2 separate regions of the Mus musculus genome follow, and region 1 is linked to region 2. Evidence: chromatin loops called from intact Hi-C (ENCODE). Cell type or tissue: left cerebral cortex. All regions are shown on one strand. Each heading gives the region's core, and the rest is flanking DNA. Links, peaks and the distances in the headings are about the cores only. Region 1 holds the start of Otx1 (orthodenticle homeobox 1). Region 2 overlaps Ehbp1 (EH domain binding protein 1).

Region 1 (9,760 bases), core at 1,286-9,285, 190 kb before region 2:
ACCTCCCCAAGCCCAGCGCAACTCTGCCCGAGGGCGGAACATTTGTGTCTGTCCAGCCAGAAGTTCAGCCATCTCTAAGCTGTTGCGGTTGGCTGCTTCCCCGCAGCCCCGTTTTACTTTGGAGGCCCTGTTTTCCTTGAACAGAGCTCAGGAAACAGCAGAGAGATACAGAACATCGAAGTGTAGGTCAGCCACCAAGCCTGGGGCCCGAGGGGTTTCACCGAGTCGGCTCCTGGAGACTGGAGTTGGTCAGGGCGAATATTTGGGTGGGAACAGAAGCAAAGCTAGAGGCTGGACGGAAACAGCACTCCAGTATTGGGGCTTTTCGAGAAGGAAAAGGTGAGATTTCCTTGGGCCTTTTGGCTCCAGGTGGGATACCAAATGGAATGGCAAGTCATAAACTCGCATTCCTAGGAGAAAGTCCGGGCACAGTGCATTGCATTCCCAGACCCTTCTCGAGCCTTCGGGAAAGAAGTTTAAACGAAAGACCGTAAAGAAAGAATTAAACTAAGTCAGAACTCGATTTTTCTGAACGTTTCATCTCAGAAATAGAAAAGCAAGCATCTGGATTTTGCACTCGACGTCCATTCGGCTGCAGAAAACTCCCTAACCAGACAGAAACTGCCGGCGGAACGCATTCCCAGGCAGAGAGCACTAGGCTGTGGCCAAGTTCCATCTTGCACTTTTAGAATCCCCGGGACGAATGGCAAGGGTGTGAAAGAAAGGCCTCAGAGCTAAGGCCTCAGTTCTGTAGTAGCCAAAGAAGCAGACCCTTATCGAACTTTCAGAGAAAGTTACATCCGGGGAACATGGCTGGCCTCCCCCAAACCAAAAACAAAACGACTTTCAATATTGAAAGCGCCCAGGCGATAAGGAATAGATACTGGGCTCTAAGCCATTCCTTTTAATGTTACCCCTTTTATCAGACTTACGCCCAGCGCTAGGGGGAGTTGGAGAGGGGCTGTGCAGTCAGTGAGAGGGCCCCAACATCAGACAGCCTAGGCCAGATCTTTCCAGACCGGTTCCTGCGTCCCTACCCTACCCCTAGAGCCCCAGGAGCGCGCACCTGGACTCTGGACTCTGGCAGGTTGATCTTGAGTGCCACCTCCTCGCGCATGAAGATGTCTGGGTAGCGAGTCTTTGCGAACAGCGCCTCGAGCACGTCCAGCTGTGAGCGCGTGAAGGTGGTGCGCTCCCGTCGCTGCTTCCGCGGGGTGGCTGAGGGGACATGCGAGAGCGCCTGGAGTCAGCGGTGGACCACAAGGACTGGTGCTAGAGGCCACAAGTAAGTCTTCTGGTAGGTTCAGAACCCCCGCCATAGAAAGAAAGGGCCGAGCTCCGAGCAAACGAAAACTCCCCTGGCCACAGGTGGAACAAAGTGTACTTATTCTACTAAAGGCCCCAGTCTAGAACCTTAGGGCCTTCACCCTCTGTACCTCTCATGCGGTTAAAAACAAAGCCACCCTTTCCTTCTCATCTCCCTAAACCCACACGCTCCCTAACTGAGAGGCAGTTAATAGAGCAGAGGTGGACAGAAACAGGACCAGGGGTCACTTTTTCCAAGAGAATAAACTCATGTTAAATAAGTAGGATCTAGAAAAGAAACCCAGGGCTCAGCTGGAGTCCCCCATCATGCCAGAAGAGTTGGGACAAATCACTGGTCTTGAGGTTTCTCTATGGAGAAAAAAAAAAAACCCTACTTCTCAGGGAAGCTAGACATAAGAAAAATTTGGCTATGTTAGGGCCTAGTGAGTGTCCAGATTCCTCATGAAATGTTGGACCAGGGAAAGGTTTTATTTTTTATATTTTTAAAAAAAGCAACTGAGGGAAATAAATCCGGGGGCAGGGGGAGGGATAAACCTGCCCTCCCTAGCAAGTGGGACACAAGAGGAGCCAGGTTGCAGGCACCACAAGCTCAAAAGTTGTAGGCTGCACTTTCTACAGAGCAAGGCAACAGGCGGCGAGCTAATCACCTTCCTGGGTCTGTTTAGGGACTGTGTGGGCTCAAACTGTAGAGGATGGAATCCCCCAATATTTACAGAGGTTTGAGGGTAGGGGCAGAGGGCCACTGCTCACCAGGGTAGCCCACGGAGGGGTGCAGGAGGTCCATGGCAGGGCCAGCTAGGCCCAGCCCGTTCATGCCGTATGGGGGTTGTTTGAGGTAAGACATCATGCTAACAGCCGGGTGGAGGTGCCCCGACGGATCCAGGGGGCCTGAGGCCAGGAGCAGTTCAGGGCTCCCACTGCGAAGTCCTTCAAGCTGTTGCTTCTGGGGGCCTGGCCTAGGGAGACAGCAGACACATGGAAACCTTCACCCGCAGTCAGTTTGGCTTTCAGCTCCTCTAATCCTTGAATGGGGAGGGGGCGCGTGCTAGGAACTGCACAGCAGGCAATCCGAGAAACGTCTTCTCCTTTAGCTCGGCAGCTACACAGCTTCTCAGGAAAGTAAACTTTTCCCACATCGTTCCTTCCTCTTTTAGGGCTTGACAAGGGCCAAAGACACTCCTCGAGTGTCAACAGGAAGGAAAAGTTAAAGCGTGATCAGGCTGAGGAGGTGAGAGCCGGGACCGCGGAGGGTGCAAAATCCCAAGTGAAGTCAATTTTTTTTTTAGTGTGGCGGAAGCAATTTGCTCAAGCAAATGTTCATTTGGCGCCGGGAGGGCAGGCCGCACAGAGATACCGGGTTATTTCGTTTAGTTTGAAATATTTTTGAAAGAGGGACAAAATGGCAAGTAATACAGAGGCCCAAGGTGAATACACCTTGGGTCGCCAAGGCTCACTGGCCACATCATTTCTTCAAAGATCTCCAGCGCTGCCTCCTACCCCAGAGCCTGCAATCACCTTTCTAGTTGACCTCTCTGGGCCCCTAGCACTAAGAGATAGCTGAACAGGAATCCCACCGCACCTCCAGGGTAGATGCGGCCCAGGCCAGGCTAAGGCGGCAAGAAGACGCCAAAGGCACCACAGTAGAAGTGGCAGTTTCAGGATGCCGCCCAAGGTCAGGGGTACCTCCGAGGCGGTCACCCCTCTTCCTTTGCTCGCACAGGCGGGCCTTCTTTCTACCAAGTCTGCTAAGCACACCGAGTCCCACCAGAATTTGATGGCCAACCCAGCGCCCCAAACATTCTAGGGATTTTGGAAGGCCTAGCGTGCCAGGTCGCGTCGCATCGGCCGTCCTATATGAACCCGATGGAGAGCAAGGAACTAGGCCTCAGGTTGTAAAGCTCACGCACAGCCGACCGGGAGGGCGAGGCTCGGCGCAGACACTCTGAGCCCACGCAGCTCTGCTCCAGCAAAAGAAGGGGTTCTGGGAGTATGACTGGGACCGGCGGGGGGCTTGAAGCTACATCCCAGGACCCAAGGGTAGGAGATTCCGGGGAGAAAGGGAGGTAAAACTAAAGCAGCTCCCCCATCCCAACTCCTTTCCCCGCCTCAGCCCTGGGGGACCCTCAGCCTAGACTAAGGGGGTGGGGGGAGGTCAGCGAGCACATAAGGCGGAAAGGAAGGATTCAAAGAGCTTGGGCCGAAGGGCCACAGGCCTGCAGCCTCCGCGGCTAAGCCCGGCTGCGGTGTGAGTTTTCGAGTACTTTCGTCTAACTTAGCAGCCCAGTTCCGCAGCTTCGGAGGAGGCGGGGGAGGGGGCGGCCGGCTCCCGAGCGGCCTGGGGTCCCCAGGGCAGCCAAGGGGCGCCCGGCCTCTCACTCCAACCCCGCCCACCTGCCCCGGACAGAGGTAGCGGGGGTCGATTAGAGGACGGGGAGACGAGAGGGGCCACCATCGTCCCGGGGTGGCGCGCGGCCCGGCGACTCCCTCCTTACCTGCCCTCCGCAGTCGCGGCTTTTCACCATCTACCTCTCGCCTTCACCGAGACTCGCCGGCAGCCAACCTGCAAAACGGAGGCGCACAGGTATTACCCCGGAGACGGCGGGACCCTAGGCTTTCCTCTTCCCTCAACTTCCCTCTTCCCGTCTCCTGCATTTTTTCTAGGAGCTCTGTGCGTGTACCTCCAGGTTTCACTTTATTGCTCAAACACTTTGTTGCAAAGTCCCACATGCTTTTCCTCTCAAGACCTGGCCTCGCCCGGGACCCGGGGGGTGGGGTGGGTGAGTAGGGGGTGTTCGAGGGACAGAGTTAGGAGGTGGCTTGCGCTGGCAGCTGCACTCTCTCGGAGCAAGCCGGAGGCGGTAGGGACTGGAGAAATCCTGCATAGTCACTTGGCAAACTAAATAAATCAAGCAATTTACCTTGTCGGAGTGGCTTGTCTTGCTCGGTTGTTTAGGTGATTGGAAATGTAGCCTGATGAAGATTGATCACCTTTCTACTGCCCTCCCCGGGTATGTGAACGCGAGGCGAGTGCGTAACGGGGCTCGGCCTCCAATAGGGGGCCTAGAGCGGACTGAGTGACAGGGAGCTGGGCAATGGCGAGCCCGGGTTACCTCCGCGCGCCCCCGCCCTCCCTCGCCCCCACCTCCTCCCTCCCCGCGCGCCGGCCCCGCCCCGGTCGCGCGCTAACTCTGGGTCTAGGTTGGCAAATTCCGCTCAGAACGAGTTGAGGAGGGCGAAGGCTGCGCCGGAGTTGCTGGCACAGAGGGGGCCCCGGGTCCCAAGGCTCGCCCGAGGGCCCCCGCCCTCCCCTTGCCCGGGCCGCGCTCCGGAGGAGTGGCGTCAAGCTGCTGGATAACCGGTTCCTGCTCGCGCGCGCGCGCCGCCAGGCTCTGCCGCACTGTGGGAGCCAGGCTTCCCAGGCCGAGGACTCGGGGCGTGCTGGCCCCTGGCACTCCTTGATGCTCCCTGGGGCCCCAGCAACTCCTCCTCCGCTCCCCCACAACCAGCGGTCGCCGCCGGCGCGGGCTGCTGAGCGGAGCCGGGAGTGGGGGTGCAGCTCTCGGCGCGCAGGGCGCCCTGCGGCGACCCGGGACTCTTGCGCCCAGAAAGAGCACCGGCAGGGGAGGCGCCGCCAATTCCCAGCTGCACAGCGTTTCCAGGGGCTCCCAGGCAGTCTCACCAAAGGTGTTCGCAAGTCCTAAAAGCTTCTTCGGAACCGTTGGAACTCAAATCTCCTTACATTCTCTCTCTCTCTCTCTCTCTCTCTCTCTCTCTCTCTCTCTCTCTCTCTCTCTCTCTCATGGATTTGATAGAAAACTTTCTTTTTCACAATCTGTCAGTCTTTCCAGATCTCCACCTACAACGAACAGTCTGGTGGAAAATGTGGCTACACACCCCGATCCCTCTCACTTCATTTTCTACACCTTACTGGAGGAGCCTCCTCGAAACAATTTCCCCGGATTGTTCTTACTGGCAGACCCCAGTTTCCAGCCGAATAAACTTGCTGAGATCGTCTTCTTGTGTGTACTTTTCAAAGCGAGAGGGAAGAGTATTTTCGGCCCAACCCCGAACAAGGCAATATTTTTACATGGCATCTCCTACTGAATACTAGGGACCACACTTACACTCTTTCCTAGTTCTTTTTCCTCATCTTCTGCCGTTCTCACCCCAACAGGCGGGCGAAAAGTTTGAACCACAGTATGTGCGTGGGTGAGTTCGGCAGCCGCCGAGAGCAAGGTAGAGCGGAGCACCGCGATGCCCAGGCCGCGCGGTCCGCTGTGGTCGCTGACCGGGTGCGGGGCGACCAGAAGGAAGGGGGGAGCCCGCTGAGTGAAAAGGGCCGCGACTGCCGCTCATCAAAGTGCTTCTCCCCTCCCCCACGCGACACTTTTCTTTGGAGTCCGAATAAAATACGGTAACAGAATATGACGGAGGGCACACTGTTTCCTTAACTGCTTCTCAAAGGACCGAGAGATCTTCTTAGGACCTTTAATAAGGCTTTGGTCGGTTCTTTTGTTGGTCTCTCAAAATCAACTCCTTCTAATTGAAGTTGGAGCTGAAAGCGAGCTAATGTTCAAAGAAAGTGGCCGCCAGACTAACGAAATTACATTTTTTTTTTTGAACGATGAGGGAACATCTAATCAAAGGGGCAGGGAAGGAGGGGTGTGAGAGGGGACTACGGAGGAGAAAAGGAGGTTTTACAAGATCCTTCTCTGGTTCACAAAAGTCAGCGACACGGGCGCTTCTCTCCAGAACAAAGACACCGCGGCCCATTCACAAAAGCGAGAGAAAGAGAAAGCAGAATAAAAGAACGCGGGGAAAGGGGGGAAATGAGAGTGAGAGAGATAAACCTGCAGGCAGAAAAGAAACAGCGCAGAGCACAGCGCTGGCCGGAGTGAGCACACACCTTAGGCTCTCAGGTCCCTACCAGAAGTAGACCCCAAGGCAGACAGACGATCAGTCTCAGCCACCGGGACTTTCCTGAGTTTAAAGAAAGAAACGAAATATACTCCTGCCCCCTTTTCCAGGGAAAGGCGCAGGCTAGGGTGCACTAGTTTGGCGGGCACGAAAATGTTGACGTCCTGGGGAGTGAACTGAAGGCATCCCTGTCTGGGTCTCCAGGCTGTGAGCCTGGGTTGGCCCTCTGAGGCCCGGGGCGCCCGTCCTGGCTAGAAAACTCTGCTACTCTGGCCTCTTTGGGGCGGGTTCGTTGGCAGTCTTAGAACTTCGCCTGGGTCAGGCTTGAAGAAGTGGGGCGGCTGTACGCATAGGAATGTGCCGGCGAGGTCCCTAAGGCCCACTGCGAGGGAGTCGGTCGCTGTGGCTTCTTGATGCTGTCTCCCTTCATTTTCAGGGAAATGGGAGGAATCGAGTGGCAAGGACCCTACCGCCACCACCCCCCGCCCCGCCCCGCTGCGCCACGAGAGTATTTATCTAATCCCAAATTGGAGGCGAATTTTCTTAATGCTCATCCTGTAAAACCTTGGGATTAAGGAGAAAGAAGCAGCAGAGGGGGTGGGGGGAGGGGAGGAGAGAGAGAGAGAGAGAGAGAGAGAGAGAGAGAGAGAGAGAGAGAGAGAGAGAGAGAGAGAGAGAGAGAAGTTTCTTGAATTCAGCTCAGAAGACTGAGGCAGCCTTTGCTAGGCAAAGGTACGGGTCGGGGGTACTGGTCCAGAAGCTTCGACAGTTCTCTCAAAGGATACTTGTGCATCCAGGGCACAGTAGGGCCAGTGTTGGAGAAGTGGGTGGTGGTGGCTCAGTTTAAGGCCCATCGGCCAGCTGGGTGCAGCATCTAAGTAATCTCACACACACTGTAGAGGCATGACTCTAGAAACACTTGGGACTGGAAGGGGCTTGGACCCCTGGCCAGGAGAAAGTTCTGCACCCGCCCTCCACAAACTCCTCCATCCTCCCCCCACCCCCACACCCGGCGGCCCTGATCCTTTGTCTCTCCACACTGAGTGGGCTTTCTAGGTTTCTGTCCGCTGGCCGGCTGGGTTCTTGCTTGCCCTAAGGAGCGGGACTCCAGGCACTGTGCTGAGCTGCAGTAACGCGACTCCTAGGCTGCGGCCCAAACCCGGGCCACGCTCCACCGCCGCTGAGGGGCGTTCGGGCGCTGCAGAGGGAAACCCCACGAGGCTGGGAACCAAGCAGGAGGGGCCCCCAATCACTAGCAAAGCTAGGGGAGTTTGGCCACCTGGAAGGTCTGGGGCGGGCCTGGGAGAAAGGGAAAGCGCCTTTCTGAGAGGCCCCTGGAAAAGGGAAGGTTTCTCCAATCCACCCTAAACCGATCCCCAGGGTGCTCCGGGGCCAGGCGGTGAATTTCCTACCTGGGATGGGTTGGATTCTTAATTTTCCCCAGAGAGTAGCAACTTGCTGATCTGCTCTCATAAAGAGGACAAAGACTCGATTTCATTTAGTTCCAATAGCTTTTCATCAGAAAGAAAAAGAAAATTCTTTGCTATTAGGGAATTGTAGTAAGTTTTTACTATTTTGAAATACGAGTAAGTGGAAATGGCAGTATACTTTTCGAGTAAAGTGTGTGTGTGTGTGTGTGTGTGTGTGTGTGTGTGTGTGTGTGTGTGTGAGAGAGAGAGAGAGAGAGAGAGAGAGAGAGAGAGAGAGAGAGAGAGAGAGAGAGAGTGAATAAACAGAGAGATGTGGCTAAAGAAGATGCCAGTGTTTCCCGTAAGTAAGTTTCCGGACTTGTTGAAGGAGCTTTCTTTGTTCGGACTCCCAATATAGAAGAGCCCATTTTTACCGGTGGCATAGAAATTGCTACAATTCTCTTTCTTCCATCTCAAATGCACATATCCGCACAACCCCTCCCCCAACCGTAGCCCACTCCCTTTCTTTTCAGTACCTACAGACTTGCTGGTTATGGTGGGAAGAAATTCTCCTACATAGGACCCGGAAAATTCATCACGATGCATTCCCCCCCAGTGGTGTGGAGCTATACATTTCCTGGACTCTTTCAGAGAGATGACTCTTTCCAGAGGACAGTTTACACTCCTTAAGAATGTGACTAATGACTTTGCAATTTGCATTCTGTGAGAGCAGAGCTCCTCTGGATCAGTGTCAGCTCCAAATACAGTCCGGTGTCCTGGGCTGGATTCCACATGGAAAGTCTTCACAATGGAAAGACACACAAACTTCCACTCAAGTTTTCATTGCAAGGAAATAAATTGCAGCAGGGTTTAAGGTAAGAAAGTTTCTGCTTTTATTGAAAATTTATATATGACTCAGTATTGTAATAAATAAACATAACCATTTTCACAAAACACACAGTGCTATGCTAGAGAAGATGTAATGGGATATTTACTTGTAGTGCCAAGACAGACTTTTATCAATACAGAATAAATATTAACAGCATTCTTGAGCCAATGTTGAGCCCCAACAAAAAGTAGGAACCAAGCAAGATGTAATAAATAATTATTCAGAGTATAAGATGGTGCATCATCAGCTGATGAGCTGTCTTTGTAAACTGCTGCACATTGAACAGAGCTGTTCTCCCAGGTCACCTTTCAAACCCCAGGTTTGTCTCAGGCTACCTTACAGGGCCATCCTCTGAGGAGAGCAGAGAGGAACTTTATTATCTTTATGTGAATTGTAAACAACTGCAGAAAATCCCACTGGCAAATGGAACACAGCTTCGTCAATACACAGACTAAGATCTAACTATGAGATTTAAGTAACAGTGTCACATACATACTGCGGGATTGGAAAAAAAAATCATGACATTTTCTTACTCCCCTTTGCCCCCCCACCCACTGTCATTTCGCTATTACCAACAATACTACAACAAACATGTTTCAGATTCTCATCCCATCCAAAACAGAAGGGGCGATAACCAGGGAGTCTCCCTCCTTTTTGGACAGTTTCTTGAGCATCTTCAGTACCAGTCATTCACGGGGTGTCTGCGCAAATCTACTTCACAGGATTTCAAGAATGATTTCATGATTAACTCAAAGAGTCTTTAAAGCTATCTGGAGCTCTGTGTATTATCTGGAGAAGAGGAAATGGGGGAGGGGTGGGTCCAGAAGTACAATCCAGGCAAACAAAATGTTAAAAAGTTTTAAGTCAACCAGTCTGCTTCTGGCCTGGGGACCTAAGACTCAAGTAGTGGGGGAGAGGTCTGGTCCAAGGCTACTACTACTGAAGAGCACACTTCTCCTCCTTCTTGGCCATCTTGCCTTTGTTTTGCTCCAGAGTTCGCTCCAAATGCTCGTCTTCTTCTTCGGCCCTGGATGTTAGACAAACAGGAAAGACAGAATTATTTTTCCTCCTGAAGGGGAGCGCGGCACATCGTTCTCACACAAACTATCTGGATTCCTTGCGGCAAGGGGGGGCACAAAGGCACCGGACCTCTCAGATTCCCGAAATGAACTTTCTATAAACTTCTTGTCCCCTTGGTCTGTGGTTTCCCCTAGACCAC
Region 2 (9,664 bases), core at 1,665-9,664:
AAATATTACTTCTACTCCACTGGATGTGTGTGTTCGTGTGTATGCACATGTGTGTACAAATGTGTACGTGTGTGGTGGAAGCCAGAGGTGAACACTGAGTGTATTCCTCAATCAACCATTCTTTCCCTTAGCTTGGCCTTAGTTTGGAGACAGGGTGTCTCCCTGGCCCTGGAGCTCGGAGACTAGCCTGAGGACCGGCAGTTTCCAGGCCCATCTGTCTTCATTCTCCTGCTCTAGGAGGACCAGGGTGTGCTGCTGTGCTTGGCTTTTCTGAAGACTTGAGTTAAATCCCGGAGTCTCACATAGTAGTAAAAAAGAACCAACTCTCTCAAATTGTCTCTGACTTCCACACAAATTTCCATATGGACACACATACAAACACACAGACATTTAAAAAAACCAATCCTTGAAGCTCTTCAGCAAATGGCGCTGACCTGCAGAAGAATGGAGCTACATCCATATATGTGACTGGACAGTAATTATTGTATGTGCTTACTGTAAATCTGTTTCTACTGAACTTCTTATGCAAGGAGATAGCAGAAATGCCTGATAGGAAAGTGAGCCCAAAACTTCCCTCACAGGCTTTACCTGCCAGGTTATGTTAAACTGCTTGATGGCTGCACATTAATTGTGTTTGCTCAAAAACATCTGTATGTGACAGAATGTGATCATTTTTTTGTGAAAATATTTGTCAAAATAAAAGGCAAACCTACAAGTTGCAATGACATGCTCAGTGTGTGCCAGTCACTTCCTAACAGTTTCCCAGTGAGGAGGTGTACGGTCTCTGCACAGCTCCTATTAGAAACCATGAACCACTGCTCCCTGTCATTTCTTAACCTGCAATTCCTAAGATTATCAATTGTCCTACACATAACACATATATAAAATCATTAAGAAGATTTTATTGTTGTGATAGGGTTTCACATTGTAGCCTAGACTACCTGGAACTCACTAAGTAGCCCAGGTTGGTCCAAACTCATGGCACCCCTCTTACGTCAAGCCTCCCTAGAGCTAGGATTACAGCTATGAGCCACAACACACATTGGGTAAACTGCTTTTTAAAAGAATGACAGACAATATGAGAACAATCTAGATGAAAGCGTAGCACATATAGCTAATACAAAATACAAGCATTTCTATTGCCACCACATGCACACACACACACACACACACACACACATGGAATATTCAGTTTGCACAACGAAGCAGAGGATAAATGAAAGACCCAAATACGGCTGTGTGTCACTAGAGTAAAATCTACTGCATCTGAATGTTCCCAAGCCTCAGACAGAACTTCTCGCTGTTCTGTAATGGAACAGCTTGTTAGCATTCTACTACCCTGTGAGTAGTTTTAATGAGTAGGTACATGTCTTGAATTGAATGTGTGGCTCCTAAAGGAGATAGGGCAACCCTATAGACACTTTGTTCTCTCCTCCAGGTAGCAGCTTGTACAACCAACTTCAAAACTCCCCCAATTCCACCTATGTAAAGTGCCCTTGTTTTGGGGCATACTGCTTTTCTTGACTTTCTAGATTCTGGCACCATGTGACACACTTTTCACAAAGATTTGCTTTCCTTTGAACCAAGTAACTCGGGTATTCTTTAAAAGGCTATTCTTCATCTACAGGAGACTTAAAAGCTTGAATGGTGAGGATAAAGAGGTACCCAGATCTTCATACTGATGTTCCAATTTCATAGCTTCCAGTATAATTGCATACTGAACTACTTTTGATAGGATTGAACTTGCTTCAGGGCAATTTGTGGGATCTTCTTTAAATTAAAAAAAAATTCATACAGATAATTACCATCATGTTCTGTGATGTTTCAGGTACAGCCTGAATTCTCAGTGTTTTTCAGCTTGAGGGTGAAAAAAAAAAAAAAAAAACCCCTTCAACTTTCTACAGTTAAAAAGGCAGATTAACCATTTAAACTTAAAACTGAACCATGCTACTTAGTTTCAGCATAATTCTCTAAAATACTGTACAAATAAAAGGCATAATATAAAAATCAATTGACACCACAATCAAATGAATCAAGCAATCTATGTTTTCAAATGAGGATTATGCACATTGAGCTTTGAACAGGTATCCCACCAGCACCCTAGAACACTTGTAAACTCTAGCAGCCTGTGCTTAAGTGGTCAGAGCAAGAGTGCATGCTTAGCATGAGAAAGCCCCCAGGTCCAGTCCCAGCACCAAGAAGAAAACAGAGCTATATAATGTAAGCAGTGTTGTTCAGAGCTCCTTCCTTTCCAAGCATCAATGTGAAAGTGTGAAACATATAGGGATTAAAGAAACCCTGCAACATCAGAGCTCTCTGAACTGCTTTCTATACGCACAGTAAACTGCTTATCCCATTAATTTCTCAACACAACATCAACAATAATCTATCATGCCAGGTGCTGTCTGTTTAAGAACATGTGTTAAGAGACACTTCTATGAAGTAGGCATGTTTTTAATCCCTCCACTATAGCGAAGTAAGTTACATTGCAGAGGTTTTCTCTGGCTTTTCTGGGTCACGTCACTAAGGAAATATCTAGTCCCTTGCACTCTTAAAATTCACAACCACTGATATTTAAATGTCTCTGAAGAGGCAGATACTGCTTGCACCTGACATATGCAGACAAAGAAGAACTGAGGTGTTTTCCTCATACTTAGTTTTCAATGACACAAAGATCACATTCTAATTTTATGGTACAATTTCTGTGTGGGAGGGGGTTCCAACACTCACATGCATGAGGGTGCCCAAAGAGACCAGTTGTGAGCAATTTGACCCAGATGCTTGGAGTTAACCTTAAACCACTGAGCTATCTCTTGAGCACCAAAGTTTACCTTCAATATATATATATACATACATACACACACACACACACAAACACACACACACACACAAACACACACACATATATATATATATATATATATATATATATATATATATATACACACACATACATACACACCACACACACACACACACACACACACACACACACACACATATATATATTCTTATTTCTGTAGGGTCCTGATTGTACATCATTTATTGTAATAGCAGTTAGAATCTAACTGAGCTCTTGTCTGTTGCTTTTTTTACATTGGATATTTTTCTTTATTTACATTTTAAATGTTATCCCCTTTCCCAGTGCGCCCCCCCACCACACTCCCTATCCCATCCCCCCTCTCCCTGCTTCTATGAGGGTGTTCCTCCCACCCACCCAGCCACTCCCGCCTCCCCACCCTGGCATTCCCCTACACTGGAGCATGGAGCCTTCACAGGACCAAGGACCTTTCCTCCCACTGATGTCCAACAAGGTCATCCTCTGCTACATATGCAGCTGAGGCCATGGGTCCCTCCATGTGTACTCTTTGGTTGGTGGTTTAGTCCCTGAGAGCTTGGTCTGGTTTGGTTTTGGTTTTGAAGACCATTCTCACCTCTCAGCACTACTGTCTCGTCAGAGGTACTGCAGCAGCTAACACCCTGGTAAGAACCACCAATCAACTCACAGGGCTTAGCGGTTACTTAACATTCTATCTTTAGCTCTCCTGTTTTCATTGGCAGTTTTTGTCATTGCTCTTTGGCTGGGTTTTAGTTAGGTGAAGGTCAAAGTTCATTTCTGGATGTCCTCTATTCACTATTAACAGGTGTGTGTATGTGGGGGGGGGGGAGGTCATGCTGAGGTAAGGGAATGTGTCCCTTCACAGGCTGACGAGCAGAGCAGCACAAGGTGTGCTTTAGTTTTTCATAAAGATAAGGAAGGACCTTAAAGGTCCTATTTTTGAAAGCTAAAGCCTCAGACTTAGAGGACATTATCTAGCAAGTTACTTTAAGGTAACTGTTGATAAAAATTCCAAGCCAGTTTCTTTTGCTGTTATACAACTACTACCATTCTCTGAAAATAGCTGTCAATCATATTGTGCCTGTGGGGCTGGGATTTATCTGGTGTGGTGCCCAGTATGCTATTGGTGCTCAAACTGTAATTCAAGCAATAACAACTACTACCAGGTTACTGCACGCAAAAACGAAATGACAGACAAGTAATACACCGCTCAGAGCAAAAGCTGTGACCAGGTTTAAGTGCTTCCTTTGAAATAAAGAGAACTCTGCACTTGATGATGGTGTGTTCACGTTTAGTCAAGTTCACGAGGTAGAGACAAAAAATTCTGAGATAGGTTTTCTAAGTGCTTGGTTTTTTGTTTATGCTTTGTTTTATTAAAGATGAGAGCAGGACTCTTTCACAGGGACCAAAGTCTGACAGAATGGAGGGAAGATAAAACCAGTATACCTCTGTCCCTTAGAGTCTTGTAAAGGTAGGTAACTTTGTTTCTGGAGAGGAGAAAACTTACAAGAGAAAAGAAAAGATCTGTTCCTCTGCCTGTTCTTCAAAACTGAGAGAGACACAGAGGGGCTGGAGGGAGGGAAGGAGGGAGGGAGAAAGGTACATTAGAAGTCAAGGGCAGAGGTGTTCAAGAAAGAACAGTTTTTCAGTGATATGTGGTGTGTGAAAGTGCCTTAAGACTGAAGGGTGGCCCGGCCCACAGCAGGGGAGTCAGGCGACTGAACTGCACTGCACATTACAGAAACTAAGACTCATTTAAGGTTTTAAAATCCTAATAAACTGTAAGTTTTATATGGGAAAAAATAAGACAAAAAATTTAATAGTGTGCTCTGGTATCGTTAAAAACCTATCAGTGTACACGGTAAGATGAACAAAGGGTACGGATTACTCTGCCCTGTGTATGAAAAGATAACATGGATTTCTGAAGACAGACACAGGAAACCTAGCAAGTCCTCCGAGAAAAGAGTAAAATCAAGACAGAATTATTTTACTCCTTTTTAAAGTAAAAAGATGGCCAAATATTACATTTTCAATTAAGTTTCTAATTTCTAAATTAATTTCTAAAATAAAGGGCATTCACTGGAAACAAAGTTAATTTTTAAGACAAATAATAAAAATCTTAAATAGAATTTTCGTTTTCCTGGTTTAATATCAATGGCTCCATAATATTTAAGAATTTTAAGAAAAATTCAAGTTTATATAAAAGTTCTTAAAGATAAATACTTGATTTAAGTCAGACATTTCCTTCTCAGCACAATACCAGCTAACCATGCAAGGCTTTTTAGTCTCCCCAAGACCTACTTAATACCTCCCACCAGAGTTAGACCATGCTCTGCTCGGATGATGGTTATGGCCTGGTAGCTTCAGCGGCAGCTTCAGAGTCCATGGCCACTGCCTTCTGTGTTTTTAAAGATAGCTCCAAATTTCTAAGACACAAAGCAGATATGGGCTTTAACACTTCTTGGGGCAATTCTTATTTTGTTTTTAGAAGTACTTTGTCTTATTTTAAAAGGTTAAAAAAAAATACCCTACACATGAAAATATAGAAAAAGGGAATGTTCTGTGGTCAAGTAACTTCAATGGCAAAACAGTAACCATTTTTACTGAATAAATATTAATAATTTAATGATAGCTTAGAAACAGTGACATATAGGAAACAGTATTTTTTTAACATTTAAAATCAGGAATGATATTGATCCGTTTGAAAAATAACACAGTGACACGAAAATAAATATTTCACAAAGAGAAACTTATCAGTATACTGTTTATTATATTCTGAAAAAGAGTGAAACCTTCAACTCCGGTAAGACTGACTGGAGACTAAAGTCAACACACAAGCGTGCTTATTTTTTAGTTGACTGGGCAGAAAACAGGAAATTCTACACTAAGGAGAAGTCAGTTCATCAGGGCACAGTTGGGCAGCCTCAGAAGGCCAAGCCTTTCGACAGTCTTGGAATACCTCCTAGTTACAGATTTTTATGACCCACAGTCTAATATGCCTGCTGTGTAATTGGGCATTCCAACCTAACTACAGATACACGACTTTCCAGAGTGACAGAAGTTAACAAACCTAATTCATAAAATGCTGAGAAGACAGACTTAGGTTTAGACAGTCACACAGTTTCATGATTATTTCCAGGCAGGGCCCCAAACAAGCTGTTTAAAATGGACTAAAATCAGTACAGGAATCTCTGAAGTAATTGATATATTCTAGTAAACGGTTCATTCTAAAATTAAATGCCGAGTTCCATTTTTATCCTGATTACCATTTTAAATTGAGATTATCTCCTAGGAAAAGATGGCTGGAGGGATGGGTTGTCTTGAAGCGGTATGGCGAGAACAGAGGGGGCAGGCCCAGAGGAGCCAAGAAGGGGCAGAAGGGCAGAGAAGACAACTGTAACACAACTCATCTCTGTTACGTTGCTTTTAATAGTCTTTTAAAGAAAGGGTAAATTTGTTTGCACAGAAAATCAAGACTGCTCTATTTGCCTATTCTTTCAGCTTTTTAAAGTCAAAATTCTTATTCCTACCCATAAAAGAAGGGTAGGAAGCCTAGTTTTTATCAAAGACCACTGACCCACAGTAGAAAAACCAAACAAGGGAAAACCAGAAGGAATTACTTGAGCCTATAAAGATTTGTTTTTCTTGATGTTTGTCTTCTCACAGGGCCCTTAGATAGTCCAGGCTGGTTTCAAAGTCACAAACCTAGCCCCGGCCCTCCCAGGAGCTAGGGCTATCAGTATGTGCCAGAATATCCGGCCAACGCATATTTTTATTTTTCTGTGAATTTTCTACATCTTTAAGAAGAAAATATAATGTTTGCCTAGGCTGACTCTATATTAATACAAACTCTAATAACAAAGAAGCCTCAAAATATACATATAAAGTAGATTTGAGTATGAGGACTGTGGAGAAGTCGGAGAGTGGGTGTGGAGAGTGAGTGCGGGATCATAGGAGAGGCTGAGCTTGGAGCAGCAGTGAGCCTGGTGGCAACCAGTGTTGAACCCTGGAGGAGTCGGAGGAAGGAAGACGGTGGGGTGAAGAAATCATCAGAGAACACCTCCTTGTGACCTATTTTTATTTTTGAAATGCTTCCAGGCAGGCATGTGAAACCTGAACCAGAAATGCAGTAACTGTTATGTGAGGTTACCAACTCACTAAATAGGCGTCCTTCAGAGCTACAACGGAGGAGAAGAGAACTGGAACTGGGATGAAAAGCTACACCTCTATGATGTGGAGCTGGAGCTGGAAGGAAGGGAGGAGGCAGGAGAATGCCACTTTTATTTAAAGTTCTTCCAAGTTTTGACTTGTTGCCATTTGTGTGCAGCAGTGAAAATAAAGACCTAACCTTCCTTTATGTTCACAAATGACAAGAGACCCACGGGGAGGTGAAGTCTCTCTTCAGGAGAAGAGAAAGAACGGTGCTCTCTTGCGCTCTCTCTCTCTCTCTCTCCCTCTCTCTCTCTCTCTCTTTCTAATTCCATCAAAAGGTTCTTGTCAAAAACAGATTTGATTTTCTTCTCTGTGTACCCACGTTAGTTACGGATGATTAATAAAGCGTTCATTCTTCTGTTTGCTTTGGCAGAGAAGTGACTAGGGTTGTGTTAGCATTAAGGAAATATTTCACTTTATGAAGAAAAGATATGAAGTGTTGCTTATTTAAATACACATATGTTTAAAAAAGAATTTGTTCATGTTTAGGCTCAAAACAATAAAAAAAAGTTTCAGTGGAAAGTAAAGAGTTTATTCAACTTAGAAACTTTGAAAATATTATACTTATCCAAAATGGGCTTTTTGGATTTATCTATTTTGATGGGATGGCAAGCTAAATTTTGGTAGGATGAAAAAGAGCGTTAAAAAAAAACTTCATATTAAATACAGCAAAAGTAATCATAATTTTAAAATAATTAAATACACAAAGACATTAAAAATAAAATCCTATAGTATAAAAAGTAATCATATTACAAGAAGAGCTCTCCCAAGCTCAGGGTATCTAAACCCCAGACTGCACCAGACACTGAGAATACACATTTATAAATCAGCACCCTCCTGGATGTGTGCTACTATACCTCAGTCACAAAGAAATGCCAGTGCTATCTATCCTTTCATGCTTGTTATAAAGTCATTTTATAAATTAAATTACTTTGCCTGTCCATCAAGAAATAGTAGTTAAGGCAATTTAGATTCTTGCAATTCCTGCTTGATTTAAAAGTTAAAATCAGTCAAAACCAATAATCTGATTGAAGCTACCCTCTGACTGACTTGAGGTTTTCAGTCATCAGGTCCACCAACACAGAGACAAACAAGGATGTGTAGGGGAGAAATGCTGTAAATAATCTAGGAAGCACCAACTACAGAGCAGAGAAGACAGCTCGGGTCTCAAGTCAGTTCTCTGATCTCCATTTTACCCCTCAGTCGCTAATGAAAGCAACTTACAAAGAGAATAAAGATGAAGGATGGAGCCTGGGTGTGGAGCAAGAATAAGAAATACTGAGGGCGAATGAACTTGTATAAAATTTTAAAGTAAGCAAGACTTCAGACACTGTGCTAAGCTCACAGGCATTCCCTGTAACCAGTGCAGATTCTTTACCCACTCATTTCCCCTCCTTCCTAGCACGTTTGGCAGCTCCCATTTCTTTCTATCAGACCTAAATTATACCCCTCTCCTACTTTTTCCTCCCAATGCAAAATAAAAAAACAAACAAGGCAATCGAGTCTTTTGTGCCTCCCTTTTGTTAGTGGCTCATATGTAACGCAGAGTCATTATTTACAAAGTATCGCTGCTTGTTCAGAATCCTTCTTCCCATCCCCTACCAAATTAAACTGACGATTTCAGGTGGTTCCAGTTAACTTGATTTCATTTTGTCACCCCCAGTCATCACTTTCATTTTATACGACCTACTTGTTGACATGTCTGCATTGAAACCTGCCTCTAAACTCAACTCTGAACCTTGCCACAAGAACCGTCCTTGAATGAACAAGGCCACTGTAGAAGCCCTGCTGAAGGACTGGTTTTGTCTAATAATCTGAAGCCCTCTAGCCTTTCACTGAGTCAAGCTATCAGTGGCATGGATTCTAACCCAGAGTCACTGCTGCAGAAACAGAGCCCTCTCATGGCTCACACTTGTGAAAGAGCTCACTGGTGCCTGCGAAGAACCCAACCACTAGGAAAAGTTGGAGTTAGCAAACATCTTTATACATAGGAGAAAACATCAGTTCTATAAACACTTATGCAAAAAGTCTGAAAAGGACAAACATGATGCACATTTAAAATAAGGTAAATAATGCTAACTATAAATGTTTCTAAATATGAGCAGCAACCTAACACTCATACCAAGACATGTTCAAACAAAGAACAATTCTAAAGCAAAACAAGTCATTCTGTTAACACAAGAATAATTTTCCTTTTGATTATTTCCAGCCACTAAGTTGGTCGTATGACAAAGGGTTATAAATTTTGCTTGTACATTGTTCCTTTGCAGATCTGAGTCACAGACTGTCACACCACACATCTTACTGGGGTACAGAAACTAAGAAGGCTGTAGGCAGTAAAGCTTAAGCATGTCACTCCGAATTTACTAAGAATGAAACTGTATACTTAGTGGATATTTACAATGCATAGTGGTTTAGCTGCAGTTTGTAAATTGACAAAAATACTTTTTAATACATAGCTGCTTTAAATTAGCAGGAAGATACAAAACTTTCACATGGAAAAGTAAAGTCAAATTAAAGAAAAAATCCAAATGTTATATATATACGGATATATATATGTGTGTGTGTATATATGTGTGTGTGTGTGTATATATATATATATATATATATATA

What was found. Peaks named below come from ENCODE experiments on the same cell type or tissue, not always from the same donor. Only the 100,000 strongest peaks of a DNase experiment are listed, where the experiment ranks them.
Region 1: a loop joins it to region 2, with 3 times the contacts of the local background. A loop is called at or near these places in 11 of 42 quality-filtered maps.

The regions. Positions count from the first base shown.
Region 1 is chr11:21,997,304-22,007,063 of GRCm38, forward strand. It overlaps Otx1 (orthodenticle homeobox 1), which reads right to left and starts at 4,348. Exons shown (of 5, transcript NM_011023.3): 1 at 4,245-4,348; 2 at 3,819-3,886; 3 at 2,077-2,282; 4 at 1,067-1,218. The coding sequence starts at 2,173. It overlaps Ehbp1 (EH domain binding protein 1), which reads right to left. Exons shown (of 25, transcript NM_153078.4): 25 at 8,522-9,568. The coding sequence ends at 9,478. It overlaps Gm32517 (a long non-coding RNA gene), which reads left to right and starts at 1,196. Exons shown (of 3, transcript XR_003949861.1): 1 at 1,196-1,285; 2 at 2,481-2,554; 3 at 3,131-3,281. In left cerebral cortex, for the core only: a CTCF peak has its summit at 4,366; DNase peaks (open chromatin) are centred at 1,971, 2,438, 3,126, 3,830 and 9 more places; H3K4me3 peaks cover 4,037 bases; H3K27ac peaks cover 1,981 bases.
Region 2 is chr11:22,191,212-22,200,875 of GRCm38, forward strand. The region is part of intron 5 of Ehbp1 (EH domain binding protein 1); the gene reads right to left. Among named protein-coding and RNA genes, the nearest start is that of Ehbp1, 91 kb to the right of the region's middle. In left cerebral cortex, for the core only: no CTCF peak of the experiment used is centred there; DNase peaks (open chromatin) are centred at 6,017 and 6,988.